Linked DNA regions of Homo sapiens: all the other regions are linked to region 2. Evidence: read pairs that join two places in POLR2A ChIA-PET (ENCODE). Cell type or tissue: OCI-LY7. All regions are shown on one strand.

Evidence for each region. Peaks named below come from ENCODE experiments on the same cell type or tissue, not always from the same donor. Only the 100,000 strongest peaks of a DNase experiment are listed, where the experiment ranks them.
Region 1: POLR2A ChIA-PET joins it to region 2 with 10 read pairs; 2 of 35 experiments call an interaction of 5 or more read pairs at or near these places.
Region 3: POLR2A ChIA-PET joins it to region 2 with 12 read pairs; 2 of 35 experiments call an interaction of 5 or more read pairs at or near these places.

The regions. Positions count from the first base shown.
Region 1 is chr5:57,233,776-57,241,775 of GRCh38, reverse strand. It overlaps GPBP1 (GC-rich promoter binding protein 1), which reads right to left. Exons shown (of 12, transcript NM_022913.4): 6 at 5,744-5,810. Among named protein-coding and RNA genes, the nearest start is that of GPBP1, 64 kb to the right of the region's middle. In OCI-LY7, no CTCF peak of the experiment used is centred here; no DNase peak of the experiment used is centred here.
Region 2 is chr5:55,303,815-55,311,814 of GRCh38, reverse strand. It overlaps DHX29 (DExH-box helicase 29), which reads left to right and starts at 4,121. Exons shown (of 27, transcript NM_019030.4): 1 at 4,121-4,428. The coding sequence starts at 4,242. It overlaps MTREX (Mtr4 exosome RNA helicase), which reads right to left and starts at 3,826. Exons shown (of 27, transcript NM_015360.5): 1 at 3,668-3,826. The coding sequence starts at 3,801. It overlaps LOC124900979 (a long non-coding RNA gene), which reads left to right. Exons shown (of 2, transcript XR_007058774.1): 2 at 3,378-3,666. RefSeq lists enhancers at 3,573-4,052, 4,193-4,452. In OCI-LY7, CTCF peaks have their summits at 2,983 and 3,188; DNase peaks (open chromatin) are centred at 3,194, 3,404, 3,844 and 4,104; H3K4me3 peaks cover 5,801 bases; H3K27ac peaks cover 2,116 bases.
Region 3 is chr5:54,649,483-54,657,482 of GRCh38, reverse strand. No RefSeq gene overlaps it. Among named protein-coding and RNA genes, the nearest start is that of LINC02998, 91 kb to the left of the region's middle. In OCI-LY7, no CTCF peak of the experiment used is centred here; no DNase peak of the experiment used is centred here.

The DNA.
Region 1 (8,000 bases), 1.9 Mb before region 2:
ACCTTAATACCTATATAAAATGAGAAAGTAAGTGACTATCTTCTATAAGTTTCATGTGCTTATTACATCAACCTCACCTACACAGGTATTCTCATGTTCAAATTTCAGAACAACTGAAGGCAAATGTGACCTTTGGATTTTCTTAACATTATTTCCCTCTATCCTCGCAAATAAATGTAGCCTGACAATAACTGACCTTTTTATTTTTATTTTTGTAGAGACAAGGTTCACTATGCTGCCCAGGCTGGTCTCAAACTCTTGGCTTCAACTGATCTTCCCACCTCGGCCTCCCAAAGTGCTAGGATTACAGGCCTGGACCACCAATCCTGGCCCTATAATTGACTTTAAATATTAAATATCACTTTTATTGTCTTGTTATTCATGCTCTTCCCATACCTATGAATGTAAGAATTAGTTTTCTTCTATAAATGCAGTGATGACGGGGAACTGGCCCAATTCTCAGGAAGACAAATTAGAACAAAAATACTGCCACATATAATACAAAGTAAATTGGCCACACAGATAATTCAGAGTTGACATTTCAATTCCTCACCTCTTTCCTTTCACTACACTCTCCATATAGCTACCTTCTACATACATGAAGTTTCTGACTCAATCACTACATTTAACTACTTCATTCTTTGGCCCACTACCTAGAAATTCATTTTTGCCTTCTAACAAAGCTACAACTAGAATCTCCTTCATTTATTGGATTTGAACAACATAATTAGCTGACATTTATTAAACACCTGTGACATGACCAAATATTTTTACATAGTAGACAATTTAACCTTAACAATGCCTTTTTTTTTTTTTTAAATGGGAGACAGAGTTTCGCTCTTGTTGCCCAGGCTGGAGTGCAATGGCGCGATTTCAGCTCACCACAACCTCCGCCTGCCTCAGCCTCCCGAGTAGCTGGAATTACAGGCATGTGCCACCACACCCAGCTAAATTTGTATTTTTAGTAGTGACAGGGTTTCTCCATGTTGGTCAGGCTGGTCTTGAACTCCCAACCTCAGGTGATCCACCTGCCTCAGCCTCCCAAAGTGCTGGGATTACAGGTGTGAGAGCCACCACTCCCGGCCCAACAGTGCTTTTCTCATTATAATTTTTGTGGTCATCCTCACCTCACAGATGAATAAATTCACTCAGATTAAGCAATGTGCCCAAAATCTAAATAATCAATAAGCAAAAGATCTAATGTTAGCCACATCTGATTCTGAACTCAATATTCTTCCACCATTATATTAATGAAGAAAATGGAAATTGTTCCTGTGGCAGATATTTCAAAATGTTTACCATTCCAACTCCACTAGTAAACCTACACTGAATGGTTGGGGTAAGAGGCTTATAAGTGTGCACTATACCAAGTGACGTCAAGAGTCATCATCACATTGATGCCAGTTACTAATTTAGTTTCCTATTATTTTGACAGAAGAGGTAAATTTAATGTATCAACAAAAGCATGTAGCCAAGTGAAGGGTAATCAGTATCTGAATTAATCAAGTTTTCATTTCTTTCTTTGGAGAAAGAGTCTTGCTCTGTTGCCCAGGCTGGAGTGCAGCGGCACAATCGTAGCTCACTGCAACCTGGAAATCATGGGCTCAAGCAGTCCTCCCACCTCAGCCTCGCAAGTAGCTAAGACTACAGACACACACAACCACGTCCAGTTAATTTTTTATTTTTTATTTTTGTAGAGACAAGGGTCTCCCTATGAGAGCTCCTGGCCCCAAGTGATACCCCCATCCTGTGCTCCAAAAATGCTGGGATTACAGGCATGAGCCACTGCACCCAGCAAGCTTTCCAATTAATTTGAAGAGAAAACTTATCACTAAGACAATAGTACATACACAGACCAAATGCAAAGACTCTATAAGGCAGCAATTTAAACAAATTTCTATTGTGAACACTAGTTTTAATACCAAAAAAAATGTTTAAGATCATTTTTACAACAATTGGTGCTGTTTGAATGTTGTTGGTTTCTAATGTTTGTTCGGAGATGGAGTGTCTCTTTGTCGCCCAGGCTGGAGTGCAGTGGCGCGATCTTGGCTCACTGCAAACTCTGCCTCCCCGGTTCAAGCGATTTTCATGCCTCAGCCTCCCAAGTGGCTGGGATTACAGGCACACAGTACCACGCCCAGCTAATTTTTGTATTTTTAGTAGAAACGGGTTTCACCATTTTGGCCAGGCTGGTCTTGAACTCCTGACCTCTGATGATCAGCCCACCTTGGCCTCCCAGAGTGCTGGGATTACAGGCATGAGCAACCACGCCCAGCTGGTTTTTAACGTCTTTATTTTATTAACAAATCTATTTTGGTTTACAATACTGTGAGTTTTAGTCAAATGAGTTTCACTAACTGTTATAATTTATATCAACACCAATCGATATGGTACTTTCCCCCTTTAACGGGGGCTCTCAACGTTATTCATATAAAGAACATGCTTAAAGAAATGCATTTCACAAATATCAACAATTTCCATGGTGAACAAGTAATTCAGACCAAATAAAATGTACTTGGGTCAAGCTGTATCAAGCTGTCTACTCAAATCCTATTAATTTTCCCTTTTCAACCATGAACACGTTGTACTACTTTTTTCTTAAAACACTATAATTTCAACAACTGTTTTCATATAAGACAGATATTAAAAGTCATTTCAACATACAAAGCAATTCATCAACAGAATACTGTCAAAAAAATCCAACGAAGAATTTTCCCTTCCCTTAATTCTGTTTACCAAAGTTCCTATTAATAAAATCAATCCCCATTGGCTTTCATCATAATTTACCTCACTGAATGCAATTATGTCACTCAATCTGTATGCTTGTGGCAAATATTGGAATTCTCTAGAAAACAATCCATTTATATTAACTGGTGACTAATTTGCTTTGATTCAGAATGCTCAACAAACCAAAAGAACTCTGAGCAATGAACCTTTATGTTCTTAAGTAGTATATCAAATATGAGCTAAAATCAAGAAAGCTCATCAAACTACCAAGGAGCTGAAAAAATATATAAATGCTGAGTTGGAAGAAGACCATGCTTAAGCTAATTACTAGTCACTGAAATTTCTGATTTTTTAATATCTTAAGTAAATGTTAAGTTCTGCCAATAGTATGTTGCTGACATGGTCACTGGCACAAAAACAGTACTCCATAGGACTTCTAAAAACACATGATCAGTAGCCACTAATTTATTTATTTATTTATTTATTTTTTGAGACGGAGTTTCACTCTTGTTGCTCAGGCTGGAGTGCAATGGTGCGACCTCGGCTCACCGCAACCTCTGCCTCCCAGGTTCAAGCGATTCTCCTGCCTCAGCCTCCCGAGTAGCTAGGATTACAGGCATGCGCCACCACACCCGGCTAATTCTTTATTTTTAGTAGAGATGGGGTTTCTCCATGTTGGTCAGGCTGGTGTCGACCTCAGGTGATCCACCTGCCCTGGCCTCCCAAAGTGCTGGGATTACAGGCATGAGCCACCATGCCTGGTCGCCACTAATTATTAATGCAACTCAACTCAACTGCACACTAACACTTGAACATACATCACTCTTTCTTCCTCACTCACCAAAGAAATCAATCAAACAATTACATTATTTTTAAATTCTCATAGGCAGCTTGAATTCCTGTTTTAGTTTTAAATTAACAGCGTGGAGATGGACTATTTAATAACCATTAATTTTATGTACCTAATAGCTATGATTCTGGTTAACATAAAAACACTATTGAAGTCACAGATATAAGCTGCATGAGGGTGTTTCCAGTAAAGCCAACTAGGTTCTAAGCAGAATTCAATTTATGTAGCTATATTATAAATCACTTAACTACATTCCCCGCAGGGTATTTCTCAAATTGGGGCATCATGTTTAAGTCTGCCAGTTTTCAATCTACAAAATTATAGTTTCAGGGACAAATTGCTTTTTTTTTTTAATAAATATTATATTTTCGTTAGTAAATTTTTACTTACCTGGAAGGAAGTAGCACTAGAAAAGCTCTATTGAAGTCTTTCCTAAAATTCTCGTCTTCCTCAGGAACATAGCTATTTTAAATGTTGCAATAGGGAAAACAATACTTGGGAACCCAGGGGGGAAAGTGAGAGAGGAATAGTAAAGTGTGATACAATGAGAGTTTCATTGTATTCCTATGGGAAGTACTGGGAATTTAACAATTAACCATTCCACAATTAACCATTTTCTTTTTTTGTTTATGCAGACACATTTCTTAGTTTACCTAAACACAGTAAAGAGTACATCTTCCTTTTGAACATCTTTTCAACTAGTACTCAAAATCCTTAGACCAACCCTGAAACAGTAGAACCAAAATCTTCATATTAATACATTTTACTCTCATTATTTTCAAATATGTCTTTGTCTCTAAATCATTTCTAAGATTATTAAATCAACCCAGGATCAGTACCAATAGTATCTATAGATAGTTTTATATGACAAACGCTCACTGGCATTCTTGATTTTTAAAACTTTCATTCTAATCAAATCCAAATTATTCCTAATTTCTTAGAGATTCTATTTAACACCTTCCAGGTGGTTCTATATTCTTATGCAATCAGTTGTTCCCAGAAAAACTGAATAATAAGGAAACATACCTAAGAGAGGAGCTTGGGAGATTTTTTTGGTTGGGTATGTGTGTGTCTGGGCGTGTAGGCCTGGGGAGAGTGGTAGAAATACTAATTTGCAATACAGAAAAAACAATGCCATTCACATGGTTCTAACAAAAGTGTCTGACCACCCCCACCCCCACCCTCAAAAAGCCCTTAAATAAAGAGGAAGATCAAAAGAAAACAAAATAATTCCCGAGTTTCACCTCATACATACAATATAGCACAGGAAGTGGCAAAGTTTAAAATAATGCCTTTACTGTTAGGACTAGTATGCTGTCAAAAGCCACAATCCTTTTGTTTTAGTGAGTTGATTTTCAATAGAAAAATACAAATGAACATGTGTTTAAGTTCCAACATGGATTGAGCACCTCTGAATTTAGTATCAAATGATTAATTTTATTTTTCAGATGTCAAATCTTAGTATAAAATTTTCCATTATTTTAAACTTCACTTGAATCTTTAAAAAAGCTGTCTAAATTGTACTATATGAGTTCAGTTTAATCTTCTGTAAAATGCTAACAAATTGAACTGTCAGCAGTCTTTTAAAAAAAAATGGGGGCTGGGTTATTTCTAGAAGAACTCTCATTAAGCTTTGAAAATCAGAAATCAGAGACAAATAACTTCAAATATAGACTAGCTCCACAAGCAAATTTATACAATTATCTGTAACAGTCTATACATATATGTGTATATATATATACGTAACCACTTTCATAGGTAAAAATATTAACTTCATGTCACACTATGATCAGAAGTATTTCCAGTTAAAGTTTTCAACTTTGAACAACTAAAAATTAATTTAAACTCAGTTTGTTTCTTTACATTATCCAGCTGCTCTCAAAATGGTATCAATTCATTACACTAACTTATTATCATTTAAGTCATATTCAAGTTGAGTATGTTTAATGATACTAACATGTGCAAATCAACTACTTCAAACTCTTCTATTCCAATCCTCCTTTTTAAAGACGAATGTTACCTTTTTTGTAGCTAAGCACATCAAATACAAATACTTTAAAAAGAAAGTTTTATTCTAGCCTGCTCTCTATTTTAAAAAACACAAAAAGTGAAACCTATAAATATCAACATTTTGTGCCCCTCAAATATAGATAAAAAATTACTTACCCCACACACCTGCAGCTAAAGACTTATTGTGATTTGGTTCTCTCTCATACTCAGGATTTAAAGACGGCTGGAAGAAAGTTGGAATAAACATTTCACATTTTAAAAATAAATCATTTAAAACCAATCTCAGAATCATACATGTTGTAACTGATGAATCAAATATGACCAACTCTTAGCTACAGGTTGAATAACCCTAATCTGAAAAGCTACAAAATCTGAAACTTTTTGAGTGCCAGTGTCACGCTCTGCCTACTCATTGAAGCACTTGGATTTTGGATTTTCAGAAACAGGATGCTGAAATAATAAACGTAAAATCTGAAAAAAATCCAAAATCCAAAACACTTCTGGTCCCAAGCATTTCAGATAAAGGACATTCAGCCTGTATTAAACATGAATTACTCATAAACCTTACTCTCAGCTTACTTTGCTAACCATTAAACTAGTTACTATCTATACTAATTGCTGGTCAGAGAAAACAAGAGTGTGTTTAAGTTTCCTTATCCATAACTAAGAAAAAAGTCAGGGTTAAAAAACAGGCTACTCTGCCTATGGAGTAGCCATTCTCTTATTCCTTTACTTTCTTAATAAACTTGCTTTCATTTAAAACAAAAAAAAAAAAGAAAAGAAAAACTCAAGAGAATGGAGGTCTTTGCATCAGTCTAAGAAATAATCCCTCCTTAGCATAAGGTCAAGATCAGAGAAGAGGAAAATCAGATTTTTTTTTTTTGAAATGCAGTCTTGCTCTATCACCCAGGTGGAGTGAAGTGGTACGATCTCAGCTCACTGGAACCTCCGCCTCCAGGGTTCAGGTGATTCTCCTGTCTCAGCCTCCCAAGTAGCTGGGATTACAGGTGAGCAGCACCATGCCCAGCTAATTTTTGTATTTTTAGTACAGACGGAGTTTCACCATGTTGGCCAGGCTGATCTCCAACTCCTGGCCTCAAGTGATCCACCTGCCTCTGCCTCCCAAAGTGCTGGGATTACAGGAGTGAGCCACCACACCTGGACTAATAATAATTTTAATTTTTTTTTTCATTATAGCAACACATGTTTATTATCTCATAGCTCTGTAGATCAGAAGTCTGGGTTGGCTTGACTGGTTTCTCTGCTTCAGGTTTCACCAAGCTATAATCTGTGTTGACAGCATGGGTTATAGGAAGATTCACTCAAATTGTGGGCACAATCCAGTTTCTTGTAGCTGTAGGACTGAGGTCTCCATTTCCTTGCTGGCTGTCACCTGGGAATTTCTATTAGCTTTGAGAATTCTCTTTTTAGCTTTGTATCTGGGCAACTGTATCTCAGAGCCAGTGATTGCACATCAAATCCATCTCACACGTGAAAGCTCTTGGATTTCCTTTTCTGCTGCACATCTGACTTTAGCTGGAGAAACTTCTCTGCTTTTAAGGGCTCAAGTGATTAGACTGGCCCCAATAATTTTAATTTTTTAATAAAAACTTTGTAGATAATGGGTCTTGCTATGTTGCCCAGGCTGGTCTCAAATTCGTGGCTTCACTTGAACCTCCCACTTCAGCCTCCCAAGGTGCTGGGAAAACAGGCATGAGCCACTGAACCCAGCCCCAATTCTTAAAGTTGTCATCACTAGTTAACACACGCACTATCAAAGCCAAAGCCAAGTCCAAATCTGTATTTCAACAAGTGATATTCAGGATTATTAAAAACAAAAGTGAGATGAGCATTGAATGAGTGCTCTAAAGCTAATCTTGGTAGATGCGTTTATCCTCCAAAATCCTAAATTTCCAGTATTCTATCAGGTATTTTTCCTAGCACACAAACTGCCTCTTTTAAAGAAGGTACTTAATATATATTAAATAAAATCAATTTTAATATAAACATTTTAATCACCTAAAAAATGATTACTAACATTGTACTGAGATTATTGTAAAGCAAATATACATGCATACCACCATGATTCCTTCAGAGATACAAACTAAACAGAATTAAGATTTTGGCGGTGGTTACATGTGCATAGCATCTTTAAAGTATACTATTAGAAATTATACTCTGCCAAGTCTAGGATTATAATAGCCAATGACAACCACATCTTGAGAATGGGGGTGGGATATGAAAATAACAACAGCAATTAGTTTTTATTGAGTGCTTACTATGTGTCACACACAGTTTTAAGTAATTTAATTGTATTACTAATTTAACCCTCACAACACTATGAGAGTACTATTACCATTCCCAGAGTTTGTTTATACAGTTGAACCTTGAACAACACAAGTTTGAACTATGC
Region 2 (8,000 bases):
AACCCAATATATGCAAAATACTATCATTTCAATTATAACCAAATTAAAATTAAGGAGATATTTTACAATTTTCATATTAACGTTTCCAATTCTGGTGTGAATTTTACACTCACCGAACATCTCAATTCTGACAAGTCATATTTTAAGTGCTCAACAGCTACGTGAGGATAGTGGCTATTATGTCACAAAATGCAGCTCTAGGGATGAGGACAGTTTACAGAAGATACTTGAGGATACAGGAGCAAGTTAAATGGCAGTTTAAGAAAGCAAATCCAGGATGTGGGAAACTCCACAGAATAGATGACCTGGTTTCTCCCTTCACTCATCCCTCCAAAATAGAAATCAATGGCAGAAAGAAAAAAGAGGGAGGCTGTTGTAGCATAAAATACTTAAGGGACATAACAATAAAAACAGTGTAGGGTTTTGTTTGAATCCTGATTCAACTACCAATGATCAAAAAACATCCGAGACAACTGGGGACATCTCACTGCAGATTCAGTATTTAACGATATTAAGGAATTATTGTTAGTTTTGTTGGATGACATAAATACTGAAATATTTAGGGAGAAAAAACAACTTGCATTTGATTAAAAAAAAAAGATGTAGGAATAGACTGATCATGACTTGATATTGGTGAAGCTGAGTTATGAGTACATGAAGCTCTTCATACTGTTTTATATATAAAATACATAGTTTGACAATTCTCATAAAGTTTTTTTAAAAAGTACTCACTGGCTGTGCACAGTGGCTCACATCTGGAATCCCAACACTTTCAGAGGCCAAGGTGGGAGGACTGCTTGAGGCCAGGAGTTTGAAACCAGCCTGGGCAACATACTATGAGACACCCGTCTCTACAAAACATTTTTAAAATTAGCCCGATATGGTGGTGTGTACCTGTACTTCTAGCTATTCAGGAGGCTGAGGTGGGAGGAATGCTTGAGGCCAGGAGTTCGAGGTTACCATAAGCTGCTAAGCACCAGTGCACTCCAGCCTGGGTGAGAAAATGAGACCCCATCTCTAAAAGGTAAAGAAACTATTTTTTTAAAAAGCATCCACTTGATCTAGAATACTAAATAAAGGGCAAGTTCCTCTGAAGTTCCATGATTTGCCCTCCTATGTTACACAGATCAGATGAGAATCACACTATGCATAATGTTAGTATGGCCACTGCAATCAGGCAAATAGGATTTTTTCTCTTTTTTTTTTTGAGATGGAGTCAAGCTCTGTCGCCCAGGCTGGAGTGCAGTGGCACAGTCTCGGCTCACTGCAACCTCCACCTCCCAGGTTCAAGCCATTCTCTTGTCTCAGCCTCCCAACTAGCTGGGATTACAGGCGCCTGCCACCAGGCATGGCTAAATTTTGTATTTTTAGTAGAGATGGGGTTTCGCCATGTTGGTGAAGCTGGTCTCGAACTCTTGACCTCAGGTGATCTGCCAGCCTCCGCCTCCCAAAGTGGGATTAGAGGCGTGAGCCACCACGCCCGGCCAGGATTTTTTTCTTAAAAATATCTAGAAGACCTTGCTAGAAGTGTTGGTAGTAAACAAAACCCTTTAAGCTACTAACGTTCTCCTGTGTTTTCTTATTTCCTTTCTCTAATATTCATTTCCTAATATAATGAAATGTAAATTAGATTTTTATTTCCTCTTTTCACTTTGGAAGGCTGTCAAACAGCTTACCCCAACTAACCTGCAAATAAAACTCATTTTATCCTAGCAAATTTGAGGTAAAGTATATACTAACATGGTAAATTATACATGTATTGTCTTCATAATATCATAGTTGCCCATTCAAACACTCTAGCAACTATTACTTCCTGTCTTGAAAGAAATAAAAATAATTGGTCCTCCTTTCTTATTTTCTCTGAAAAGCTTCCCCAAACTCTCCCAATCCAACTTAATGCGAGTAGACTATTTTTCCACTTTGTTCCACTCATTTCGCACTCCTGATAGAATTTTCTCTTATCCCTCTAATCTCTTATTTAGGCTTATGTACCCTCTCCAGAAGTTCTGTGTTGTGTCACTTACTTCCCCACAGAGATCTCTATCTCAAGGAGACCAATTCAAATGATATTCAAATATATACCTCCAGTCCTGGTCTCTCTCCAAAACCCTATTAAAACTACCCAGTGGACATTTTCCTACAGACATACTAGCATCCCTTCACATTGTCTCAAGCCAAATTAATGTTATCACTATATCAAAACCTCTGAACGTCCCTGTTTTTTTCACCCTGACATGCAAATTAAACATCTCTTTTGACTTCCTTTCCCTTGTTTTCCTTAATTAATGAAGGCCTGTCCATTTTTTCCTTAACATGTTCGTACCTTTCCATTCCTCTGCCACTGCCTGAGTTGAGGTTCTTTTCATCTTTACAACCAGATAACTAACATAATTTCCTAATTTACTTTCTCACTGTCTATCTTCTTTCCCTATACTATTATAGTACTCTGCCAACCACTGCCAAATTAATTTTCCTAAACTATCATTCTACTTATCCAATCACCTTGTTCAACAGGGTTTTAAAAATGAAATCAAAACTCCTCTGCTTGATATTCAAGGCCCCTCATGTTCTCAAATCAATGTATATTCCCAGTCTTATCTCTTGTAGTCCCTAAATGAAACAGTTCCTCTTGCTCAATTTATGCTCCTAAAAACAAACAAACTTGGCACCATTAACAACACAATTTCCTTAACTCAGAATATTCTCTTGTATATAAATAAGCCTTCCTGAAAGTCAGAAATAGGATCTCCCTTTCTTGAACTTTTATAACACTTAATTGTATATATCATTCATTTTAAGTTAACGACCTCCTCACCTATACTGTAACTCTTTAATGGGTACCTGTTCTCTTTCCCTACACCGAAAATTCCTTGAGAGCAAAATCATGTCTAATTTAATTTCAAGCATCTATTGGGTATCTGGCCCCACAATGCCAAGAGTATATTTTGTTGATTGTTAATTAATCATCTTACTTTATTTAATACAAGTAATAGCTTTTCCTTGTTCTACTATAAACAGATCTGTACACTTTCTGGTGGCTGTATGCACCAGTCTAAACATATGGGTAGGGTCCAGTAATTTTTAAATTTTTTCTCAATAAACTCACGATAGCTACCATTTATTAGTGATAGCTAGCTAACCACTGTTAGGCACTTTACACGTGTATCTCATTGAATCCTCATATCCACCAGTGGTAGGCACTATTATCTCCATTTTACGGAAGAGAAAACTACTACATCTTGGAGATTAAATGTCTCTCCCTTCTCATGTTATTATCTGCCCTTTCCCCTCCAAATCAATTCATATCATTTTTTCTAAACCTTTTCACCTTTTACTCAACTAATCATTCGTTTTGTTTATTAACGACTATGTGCCAGGTGTTGTGCTGATGCAGGAGACAACCGCGAAGATGGGGACAGAATCAGTAACATCGACGTAAGGGAATTGAAGCAGAAGATCACGCTGCCTGCAGACACCAGGAAACGCCAAGACCCCCCTTCCACGAACCAACATTCTTCCACCCTCTCCAACTTTTTTCTGGAACCCCTTCACTTCCAACGCCACTCAATGTACACTTCACTTTCTCGTGCTCTTCCTAAGAGAGTAGTGTTTTCTTCCTCCCCACCGAGAAAAAAAATAAAAGCAACAACTGGAACTTCTTCCTTACCCTGCCTTGTCTGCAGACCCTGGAGGCCCCTTCCATTTCCCCTTGTCCTTTTCCTTGTCTTTTTTGGTTCCCGCCGCAGTGGTCGAGTCGCCCTCGAACACGCTGAACAGCTCATCTCCGAATGCGTCCGCCATTTTTGGGAGCAGTGAGAGCAAATCTCCCTCCTACCCACGATGCCCCGCGACCGAAGACAGTGACGTCTCGTGAAGGCTCAACAGTGGCCCGCAGGAGACAAAAGTAGTCGAGTCGCGCAGCCGACAAAAATGTTCCCCTGACTTTTTTTTTTTTTCCTGCTTTTCTTTCCTTTCCTTTCCGACCTAAAGTGGATAAGCTGCTCAGTGGATAAAGAGCGAGGGCGGCGCGTGGCGCCTGGCGTGTGGCAGGCAGCTGGCGACTCAAGGAGGCGGAGCCTGCTGAATTCGACCAATTGCGAGGCAGCGGTCGCCCCGGCCCGAGAAGCCCGGATCGAAGCGCAGGGTGGCAGCCCCGGAGCCGGGGAATGTGAAGAGCTCTCGGCTGTGCAGTGGTACCGTCGGGGCCTGGGCCGCGAAGGATCTTCTGCCACAGCTGCAACATGGGCGGCAAGAACAAGAAACACAAGGCTCCAGCGGCCGCGGTGGTCCGGGCCGCCGTGTCTGCTTCCAGAGCCAAATCTGCCGAGGCTGGAATTGCCGGGGAGGCCCAAAGCAAGAAGCCAGTGTCCAGGCCGGCCACCGCTGCCGCTGCCGCTGCCGGCTCCAGGGAGCCCCGTGTCAAGCAAGGTACGAGAGGTCCCCCAGCCCCTGGCTGTCTGCCCTGAGACCTTGCTGCTTGTCCTGAGGAAAGGGCCTTAGAACCCGGGAGGAGCTTCGGGCCCAACATTTCTATTTCCCAACACTCGAGCTGCTACCTCCCCATGGGGTGGCCTTGTTTTAGATTAAAAAAGTCTAAGCTCTTTGGGCCTCCAAAATTCTGACAGTAGCCCTGTTGCAGCCTGGCATTTCTCTTTTAACTCACACTTCTCCCCCTTCTAAAAACAAAATAATTGCATTAGCTCCTGTTTCAGCAGGAATTCATCCTGAGCACCATCTCAGCTAGCTAGGCTAACGCAAAGACGAGTACTGAGTGGAGTTCCTGACCTCCTGGTGCCAGCCAGCCCCATTTTCTGTCAGTTTTTCATATCATTTTCAGCAACAATCTAGTGTCTCCATGCGTTCTGGAAAAATCAATACTTAATAAAAATTACAGGACTTACACACTGGTTACACACTGGTTACGTGTAATCTATTGTAAAATTGTCTGCCCTCGTTTCTGCCGCCATGCAGTTTTGCTTACTGTACAAATTGATTTGACAACTCAACTTATAGATGGCCGATTCCTGCTGCAGATGAGCAGGCCACATATTACGGTTGAGCTCAAAAGATGAACAATTACATTCTGTTGTGTTCTTCTCGGGTTGTTTGCTTGTACTTATTGGAGTATTCAAGAAATATTTGCTGAGCATTTATGTGTATATATGCAAATATTTAGTATGTGTCTGATAAGATGTGAGGAATGTGATGAGCAAAAAGAGACATCACCTCATGGAGCTTGCCAGTCTAATGTCAGAGATAGGTATTAACTAATAGGTAACGCACACAGACATATTTATAGCCTTATAATAGATAAGTGCCACAAAGAAAAGCCAGGGAAGACAGTTTAACAGGGTAATCTAATTTTTCTCGGGATGAGCAGGTATCATGGATGGTGTCTGGAAATGTAACAGTTAAGCTGAGATGAGGAGAATGAAAAAGGAGTTAACTCTGTGAAGCATGGCAGAAATTAGTATTCCAGGCGGGCGTAATGAACATCATGTGTAAAAAGTTTGAGTCAGGAAAGAGCTTGGGGCTCTTGAGGAATTCACAGAACATAAAGCATCGCCAAAGGATGAAATGAGATGAGACTGAAAAAGTAGGCAGGTACCAGACCTTTACCTAGAAGGTGGAAACAGTTCTTTGCCCTGCGATTTATTGTAGTGTTAGCTACAGAGTTAGCATACTTGTAATTACAAATACATAGAATTTCTCCCTGACAACTATGGCAGTTTTATTCTGTGGATCAGCCTCTTTTTTACTTTTCCTTTGTCTTTTACTGACATTCCTCTGAATTTGAACCGATAGTCATTTGTTGTATTCTTTGAATTCCCTTTCCTCCAGCCCCAAACTGTGACCCTTTCTCAAGGTGTCAATCCTTGACAGTATAGTTCACTCCTAAAGCCCTTCTAGGAGTGTTCATCTATTTCCATTACTTCTATCTTTTCCTTTGTAGATGGCCTCTCTTCCAAGCTCAAGTTGGCAATTTATACATTTTGCTGGATTCTCTGACCCTATTTTTTGCAAGCATCTCAAATTTAACAGGGCTAGTACTAAACCACTCTTCTTTCCCCAAACTAACTTTTTCTTCGACTTCCTTGTTTCTGTTTTTCCATATTTCACTTTGCATTTGTGTAGTTCACATCCTAGTCTTGGTACCTGTGAATTCCTGGAGTAGCAACGAAGTCTTTTAATAGGGCTCCACAGCTGTGCTCATTTTGCTTCCTCCAGTTGGTCTTGCATATCAACATCAGACTGATCTTCCAGAAATGCTGCTTTGGTCGTAACACTTCCTATTTTCTTCCATGGCATCCTCACTGACTTTGCAATAAAATCCAAATCATTTAGCTAGCTTCTAAAACCCTCTTTCTAACCTTTTAATAATTCCTCTATTCAACTATAGCAAGTCTGGTGTGTTTTCATTTCTCCAAATGGAGCTCTTAGCTTTCTCCTTCCTCGTATTTATTCTTGCCATGTTTTTCTTCATGGAGTGCAATCTGTCCCTAACATCATCTACCAAAACCTTAAAATACCCATTTCAGATAACAACTTCCTTTTGAATTCTTCCTGCTATTCACAACTGACGTATCATAGTTGTTTAAATCATTCTTTTTGATAGTTAGTTCTTGCCTTATGATATGTAAAGAATTATATGTTTTATATATCCAACAAAATTACAGGAGGTAGGAACAGTTTTATGGATATGTGTTAACATTTCCCCAGTATCTACTCTAGTGCTGTGCATATTGTCATGAAGAAAATTACTTGGATAACTGGTAAGGAAAGTTCAAAGGAATTATTAAGACCAAGAAATCAAGAGAAAAAAACTAGAGGTTATCTACTAAATTTGCACATAACTTTTGGGTTTATTTTAGGGTGCTTTTAATATATAGTATAACGTACAATAAACCTATTTTGGAGAAAAAAGTGGAAAAATGCTCAACTCTGTGTAGTTCCTAATGTAGATGTAATGGTTCTACTCTACTTCCGTCCCTCCTTATCTTTCCAATTTGACGGCACAGCTGGTCAAAATTGTCCTCTATCGTAGAGGTTCAGAATCACCAAATGGCTTGCACAACAAGTAATACCAGTCTTGTTTTTTTTTTAATTTCATTTGCTCATGAAAGAATTTCTGAAGAGGCCGAATAGGGAGGAGGGTGGGGAGAGGTTCAGTATTAAATAGGATGGTCAGGGAAGGAAGGCATCATATAAGAAGGTGGCTAGGCGCAGTGGCTCACGCTTGTAATCCCAGCACTTTGGGAGGCCGAGGCAGGCGGATCACGAGGTCAGGAGATTGAGACCACGGTGAAACCCCGTCTCTACTAAAAATATAAAAAATTAGCTGGGCATAGTGGCGAGCGCCTGTAGTCCCAGCTACTCGGAGAGGCTGAGGCAGGAGAATGGCGTGAACCCGGGAGGCGGAGCTTGCAGTGAGCTGAGATTGTGCCACTGCACTCCAGCCTGGGTGACAGCAAGACTCGGTCTCAAAAAAAAAAAAAAAAAAAAAAGTGACATTTGAGCAAGCAAAGGAGGCAGGTAAAGTAGTTACACAGATGACTGGGTAAAGAGTCTCCTGGGGAGAGGGAACAGAAAGGCCTTGAGATGCAAGCCTGGAGTGTTCTAGAAATAGCAAGACCTTTCCCCATCTTTCTTTTACTGTCCTTCTCTTTGCCTTTCTTTTCTTTTCTTTCTTCTTTCCATTCCTGTGCTTTAGAAGTGCCACTTCCTTAGCCTAAGTATAATTAAGCTGCTTTATCATGTTATGACTGAGACCAAAATAAGAGGTTCAGTAATTTAAGTTTTCTCTTCCAACCAAGAGGCTTGTGTTTCTGAAAATCCTTGAACCTAGTTGAGGCTTAAAATTTTAAGAGGGGAATAAGAATTGGGAATGGATGTCATAAATTTATGAAAGCCATTATAAATTTTTTTTTAGGGTCACTAAAATAGAAAAAGTGCTATGAGGAACAGAAAATAGTGACTTGGTAAACATTAAATGGAGAATG
Region 3 (8,000 bases), 650 kb after region 2:
AATCAGACTGCAGAAGTGAGATCTGGAAACTGGAAGTGATATAGCAAATAGGCTACTGGAACTTGTGCCGCTGCTGTTGGCAAAGGTGGTCATTGCAATGTTGGGTTATACTGTGGCAGAGGTAGCAGAGGTTGTGCTGCTTTGGTTACTACTGGCGACAGCCAAGAGGCAGGACTCAGAGGAGTTACTATGGACCTAGCAGGTGTTGTACGGCTTTAAAGGTAATAGTTAAAATTAGCCTGCAGTCCTAGTTAGCTACTTGGGAGACTGAGGTGGGAGAATCTCTTGAGCCCAAGAGTTTGAGGCTGCAGTGAGCTGTGATTTCACCACTGCACACCAGCCTGGGTGACACAGAAAGATGCCATCTCTAAATAAAATAACACATACAAATATAATAAATAAAACATTTTTTAAAAAGTAGGCTGGGTGCAGTGGCTCATGCCTGTAATCCCAGAACTTTGGGAGGCTGAGGTGGGCAAAGAACGAGGTCAGGAGTTCAAGATCAGCCTGGCCAAAATGGTGAAACCCCGTCTCTACTAAAAATACAAAAATTAGCCAGGTGTGGTGATGCATGCCTGTAATCCCAGCTACTCAGGAGGCTGAGGCAGGAGAATCGCTTGAACCCGGGAGGCAGAGGTTGCAGTGAGCTGAGATCGTGCCATTGCACTCCACCCTGGGCAACAGAGCAAGACTCCATCTAAAAATAATAAATAAATAAATAAAAGTAATAGTTGCAGCAACAGTTTCCTGATCTCTGAAGAGCAAATTAGCTAATGTGTTCCTGGAGCCAAGAATTTCAGCAGCGGTCACCACAATCACAAAGGTGGAGAAGGAATAGCTGGCAGCTCCCATGGAGGACTAGCTCTATGCAGCAGTTCTTGGAGTTGTTCCTGGATTCCAAGCCCAGAGCTGTTATTCCAGTCCTTCCAACAATTTTGTAAGCACCTAATTCCCTATATTAAGTCATGTTCTCATGAGACAGCTAGAGTGGTGTCTGTTGTCTGCACCTAAATTCTATTACAGAGCATGCTAATACATAAGAATGAGAAAAGCAGCCTGACCTCTGGAAACTGGCCTGACACTTACAGCTAGGTCTTGTTGTTGTTAGGAACTAGCCTGGCACTTAGAGATGGGTCATAGTGTTCTTCTGTTGAATGTAAACAATTTCTCAGAACATCAGGATCTTCAAGGTCACTCTGTTGACCGTGATAGATCAAGATATAAACAAGACCACTGTGTATCATGTGTGAACACAGACAAAAATATGAACATTGCCCAAACCACAACAAGGACCAAACATCCCCCTGTTCTTACTAATCTGAGTGACTGCTGTTTCTTTACCAATTACAATCTTAGCCTCCCCTCTTTTTACAGAAGATTTATTAAGATACCCAATCATAGAATTACCCCTTCTTCCTGAGATCATCCAACCCATACAAAAGCCCTATTTCTTTTACTGCTCCCTAAATCACCTAATGCAAGCCTAAATCCGGTAAGTCCTCTCTAACTCCTTCTTACTAAGAGGGTTCCCCATGGTGTGTGGTTTCCTTCCCTGCAATAGTAATAAACCCAACAGATGTGTTCCTGCTGATCTTTGGCTGAAAGGCATGCTAAAGTTAAAAAAAAAAATGTCTGGGTAGCGGTCTTGTGTCACCCAAAGCACAATCATATGTATCAAATGATAAAAAGAAAATTATAAAAGAAAGGATAGACAGTAACATATAAGGCAATTGAAAATTACAGGCAAGCAATTATACAGTGAATTGGACAATAATACAATTTCTTGAATGTCCATTATAGTAGCAGTCTCCAGAGAGACAGAACCAATAAAATATAGACAGATAGATAGATAGATAGATAGATAGATAGGTAGACATGAGAGGGGATTTATTAGAATTGGCTTATATGATTATAGAGGCTGAGAAGTCTCATGACATGCTGTCTGTAAGCTGGAAACCCTGGGATGCTGGTAGCATGGCTCAGCCAAAGTCTGAAAGCTTTTACAGAATTAAGAAAGCTGATGGTATAATTATCAGTCCAAGATTGAGGGCCTGAGGGCCTGAGACCCGGAGGTGGGGGCCTCTGGTGTAAGCTCTGGAGTTTAAAAGCAAGAAAGGCTGGAGTTTTTGATGTCCAAGGTCAGGAGAATAAGAGTGGCCCAGTTACAGGAAAGAGAGAGAAAACAATCACCTTTTCCCTGCCTTTTTTGTTCTATCAAGTCCCCAGCCAATAGGATGGTGCTCACCCACATTGAGGGCAGATATCCCCGACTCAGTCCACAAACACACAAACCAGTCTCCTCTGAAAGCATTCTCATGAACCTTCCCAGAAGTAATCCTTCACTGGCTCTCTAGGTATTCCTTAATTCTGTCAAGTTGACACCTAAAACTAACTGAAACACTCACACTATGGCAGGCACTCATGACAGTCATTTACCTACATCATTTGACTTAATCATCTAACTACTCTGCAAAATAGGTATTTTAATTCCCATTTTATAGGTGAGAAAAACTGAGGCTCTGCAGTCCAGTGACCTACTTGGCAGAGGCCTACCACCTACTAAATAGCGGTTCTGGTATGCAAACTCAAGTTGCTAACAACTCTGTGTTTCCACCCAGTAGTAGAAATAATACAGACATTTCTGAATAAAAACAGTACTAGGTCTTCCACTCAGTGTTATTTATCAGAATAAGAACACATCTATTCAACAATATGTAATGGGTACCTACTATGAAGAAATGTTTCAAAAAAAAATCTTTGATTGGGTGCCCATTTCCTAGTTAAGGCTGAAAGTCAGTTAATAGTTTTTTGATCTCTGTTCTGGGAAAAATATAAAATCCACAAAATGAGAATACAAGTAAGCTACACAAAAATCTCTGTGCCTCTTTCTTAAAAGATAAATTTCATATGAAGTGGACAAATAATGTACCAGCTTGATACTTAACAGTAAAATTAAAGAAATGAGAGGAGTTTACTACATGGAAGAAATGTCATTAATACATACAATGTGAGTTCATGATTGAATTTCATCACCACCAGTCATTTCTGCACTAGGAGAGGTTATAAAAGTGGTTAGCTACTTCCTACATTTTGAAATAATCACATAGTTGTAAGAAAAAGCCTCTGTGACCATCCCCTCAAGTGTAGGAGAGTGAGGAGTGTCTGGATCAGCTCAGGTATCTGGGGGTAAAAGATGAGCTTTTACAAGCAGAACAAAGAAACCAGCATAATTAATATTTGAACATTGTTTATTTTTATATGGAGAAGACTGAAAAAAGGAAGCATAGTTACCCCTTGACCTGACTCTTGTTACCCTGTGACAACAGAAATTGTTCAAGAAGCTGCCAGCAATCCAGAGTAACTAGAGGGGAAAGGAGGATGTAGGGGATTGTGGTGTATACTTTGGTTATAAGCAACAGAAATCCAACCCCATTTGACTTAGGCAAAAAGCGGGCTTTATTGGTGGTGGAATCAATGAAAGGGTAGGAACAACTATGTTGCAAGGAAAGCAGGGATGCAACGGACTTCAGGAGTGACTGAACCAGTACCTGGAACATACTAAGCCTTCAATAAATAATGTTAAATTAAAGAATGAACTAGAGATTGGAATGAAGCTAAGACTGTCTTTGTCTGGCTTCATCCTTCTCACAGATTCATCTTCCCTGCTTGGGATAATATATGGCCACTGACTGCTTATGAGGCTTACATCCTATGACTTCTGCTGCCAGAGAGGACTAATGTCAAGCACTCTCGGTTCCAGGTGGAAAAATCCCAGGAAAAGACTGATTGGGCCAGCTGGGGTCAGGTTCTTTGCCTCCAGGCCAATTAGCTGTGGCCAGCATGGCAAGGTCACATAGTTCCTACAATGGTCATGTGAATTTCAGTGGGATGTGGGGGCAGGCTTGGGAAGTAGGGAAGGAGGAATCTGGGTAAATTAGGGTGCTGTCTTCAGCCTGAAAAGAGGGATGGTACTAGAGATAGCCCTTAGGAAACATATTACTGTATCTCTGTATTAGTTTGCTAGGGCTACCATCACAAAGTACCACAAAGTAGGTGGCTTACACAACAGAATTTATTTCCTCACAGTTCTGGAGGTGAGAAGTCCAAAAAGAAGGTATCAGCAGAGGTGATTTCTTCTGAGTCTTCTCTCCTTGGTGTCTTCTTGTCTTCACATGGTTTTGTCTCTGTGCCTGTCTATATCCTACGGACACCAGTCATGTTGAATTAGGTTCTACCCTAATGATCTCACCTTAACTTAGTTGCCTCTTTAAAGACCTTATCTTTAAATATAATTACATTTTGAGACACTGGGGGTTGAGACTTTAACATATAAATTTAGGACAAGGGGTGGGATGGGGGGAACACAAGTTAGCCCATAACAGTCTCCAATAAGAATATTGTTAAAGATGTTTATTACATAGTGTCTTCTTTAAGTTCTTCTTGATGTGAGTATCAGAAAGAGTTGTGTGGCTTCTTTTTAGATGATTGGAACTATAGTTTGCCCAAATGATCGTGTTTTTCCTTTATTACTGGCTTTTCTGAGCCCCATTTGCTGATGTGCAACCCATTTGGAGCAAGTATATAGGACTTCATGGTATGAATTTCTGTGAAGTCCTATTTTACAGCTATATTTTATGTTACTAACTTGGGTTTCCTTTTTCCTTTCTCACACATTTGTAATTTGTCTTACCTTGTTGTATGGCATAAGTATCTGTATATTTTGTGCATACCATTTATGGCAGCAGTCCGCAACCTTTTTGGCACCAGGGACTGGTTTTGTGGAAGACAATTTTGCTACAAATGTGGGGGGAGGTTTTGGATGATTCAAGCATGTTACACTTACTGTACACTTTATTTCTATCATTATTACTTATTCACCATAATGTAGAATCAGTGGGAGCCCTGAGCTTATTTTCCTATAACTAGATGGTCCCATCTGGGGGTGATAAGAGATAGTAACAGATCATCAGGCATTAGATTCTTATAAGGAGCATGCAACCCGGATCCCTCACATGTGCAGTTCACAATAGGGTTCACGGTCCCATGAGAATCTAATGCCACTGACCAGACAGGAGGCAGAGCTCAGCCAGTAATGCTCACTCACCCACCACTCACCTCCTGCTGTGCAGCCGGGTTCCTAGCAGGCCATGGATCCTCAATGGTCCATGGCCTGGGGGTTGGGGACCCCTCCTTTATGGAATAAAGTGAAATATTAATACCTAGATAAATAAGCTCTAATTCATCAACTGTAGTTACATAAGCAGAACATTATCAAGAAAAAGCAGAGAAAACTTCCATGCTAATAATAAATGTCCTTTGTAATAAGTCACCTCAGATCTTTTTTTGGAAGGAAACAGAACCTATAAAAGACTATATAAATCAGGAAAAAACAAGATGTGTCACAAAACATTTTTTAAAAATCTAACAGTAACTAGGCAAATTGGTGCTTAAATTAACACAAACTGGTAAAAATAAGCATCCCTAAATTGATTTTTCCATATATTTTCCTCAAGGTAGACAAAGTGTAGAAGGAGTCGGATCGTTGCCAGACTGAAAGCATTTTTCTGAGCTCCATCAACTTCTATTAATGGGCAGTGACGCCACTCTGGCCCCAAGCCAGCCACCCATCACACTTCGATTTGTTCGACAGGCTGGCTGGAGGCAGGCATTGCATCAGAAACCTGGCACCATAAACAGCACTGGTTTAAGTAAAGCACCTCCAGAGAGAACTGACTTCTTGTGCCATCAGCAGAGAGCACAGGGCTTCCTCCCAGGGGGCTGCTTGGTGTTGAAGGGCAAACTGACTGGACCCCAAGAAGCAGCACCTCCTAGGGTCTCCGTGGAGCCTCTAAATCACTGCCCCCCAATCCCCACACTGTGAACAGCTAAAGTAGAAATTAACCCAAACAGCCTGGGAACTGTTGGTTCTATTTCATTTGGTTAATGTGGTGGTCCTCCCAAATGTATTTTCAAAGGTACATGGGCTTTTTCTGAATTCTCTGCTTCATAGGCTGTCCCAAATTACATTCAGTGGTGTCTTGGCATGAATTCCAAAATGGCAGTTTAAAGGGAATCCAGCAAGTGACCACAGTGCTCCAAAGGGTGATAGAGGTATCAGTGCTCCTAATGGGGACATGTGTGCTGTGGTATCCTTTCCCAACTAAGTTGGAGCATGGGAGATAAAGATAGGAAGGCGAGGGGAGGAAAGGGTTTGAAATATCATACAGGCTTCCTAGACCTGAAAAACTCACAAATAGATGAAGTGGAGCATGTAACCCAAGACCACAAGGACTTGTAAAGGCAGAATAAAATATCCCTCCAACAGGCTCATGCAACGCAAACAAGACATTAGGGAAAAACTGAGGACATCTGAAGAAAGCATAGACTTTTGTTAACAATAATGTGTCAATATTGGTTCACTAATTATTACAAATGTACCATCCTATTGTAAAATGTTATTAATAGGGGAAATAGAGTGCAGTAGAGAGAAATTTTATGTACTATTTTTAAAATAATTCTTTAAATCTAAAACTGTTCCCAATTAAAAAGTATTTCTAATATACAGGTACACATACATACACTTCCAATATATTTGCTTTAAAATAATCCAGGAGGCAAGAGGAGATATTGGTGGGGGCATTGTCAGAGGAAACAAGATTAACTATGACTTACTAATGATTAGAACTGGGTGACGGATACATTACATTATCCCTTCTACTTTCATACATATTTGAAATTCTCCATAATAAAAATTTCAAAAATATATGCTCCCATTAAGTTGTGAACTGAAAAGATAAGTATATAGCATACATTTACGATATATATATACACATCTCTTACAAAAACCACTTTATGTATACATACACTTAGATATATACATATACTTAGACATATACAGCCAGCTCTTTCATATCTGCAAGTTTCACATCTGTGGATTCAACCAACTATGGATCAAAAATATTCAGAAAAATATACAAAACAATTAAAAATACAATACAAATAATGCAAATAAAAACAATACAGTATAACAACTAGCTACAAATCATTTATATTTTATTAGGTATTATAAGTAATCTAGAGACGATAAAAGTATATAGGAGAATGTGTGTAAATTATATGCAAATACTACACCATTTTATACCAGAGAGACTTGAGCATCCTCAGATTTTGGTATCCATAGGAGTCCTGAAATCAATCCCCCAAGGATATTGGGATGACTGTATGATATTCTGTATATTCATATATGTATATACCAATTTATATATCATATAAACCATTTATATATACATATATGTGTGTGTGTGTATATATATACACACACACACACACACACACACACACCCCTATAAAATAGCAAACAGTAAGAAGAGCTTTAGTCCAGGCTACTTTTTTGCTATGTGAGTGTATGCATACTTTGCAGCCAAAGAGTAGTGTCTTTATCGGTGCTACAGACTGTGGACTTTTCGTTTTGCATGACACACCAATCGTATTAGCCTGTGTCAAAGAATATGCTTCAGTGGCTTTCTTTTGATTGGGATGTTAGGCCAAGTCCCAGCACCATCTTCCCCCTAGAATCAATGGCACACACTGGGTTCTTCAGTGTGATGAAGTGTGACCCCGATGGGGTCAGAGCCAGTGGAGCCATAGCTTTGGAAGGACATTTTTCTCTGTGGTGTTAAAGCAGGCTGCTCCAGTTCTGGGTTTGATCTGAGTGAAAACTCTTTAGCCACCTACGATGTGAAGCTGGGACTGATAAGCTCCCCTGCACTTTGCCTGCCACACTCCTCACAGCTGATAGAGCAGTGCCATCAACAGATGGAAGCCATTAATAAGAGAGAACCCGGCATTCTTTTTCTGAGAGTACCCCATTAAGCTCTTCTTCCTACATCCCTTTCAAATGAGAGGCACCAGTGAGAGGTGACAGCGTGCTGGCAGCCCTCGCTTGCTCTCGATGCCTCCTCGGCCTGGGCGCCCATTCTGGCCATGCTTGAGGAGCCCTT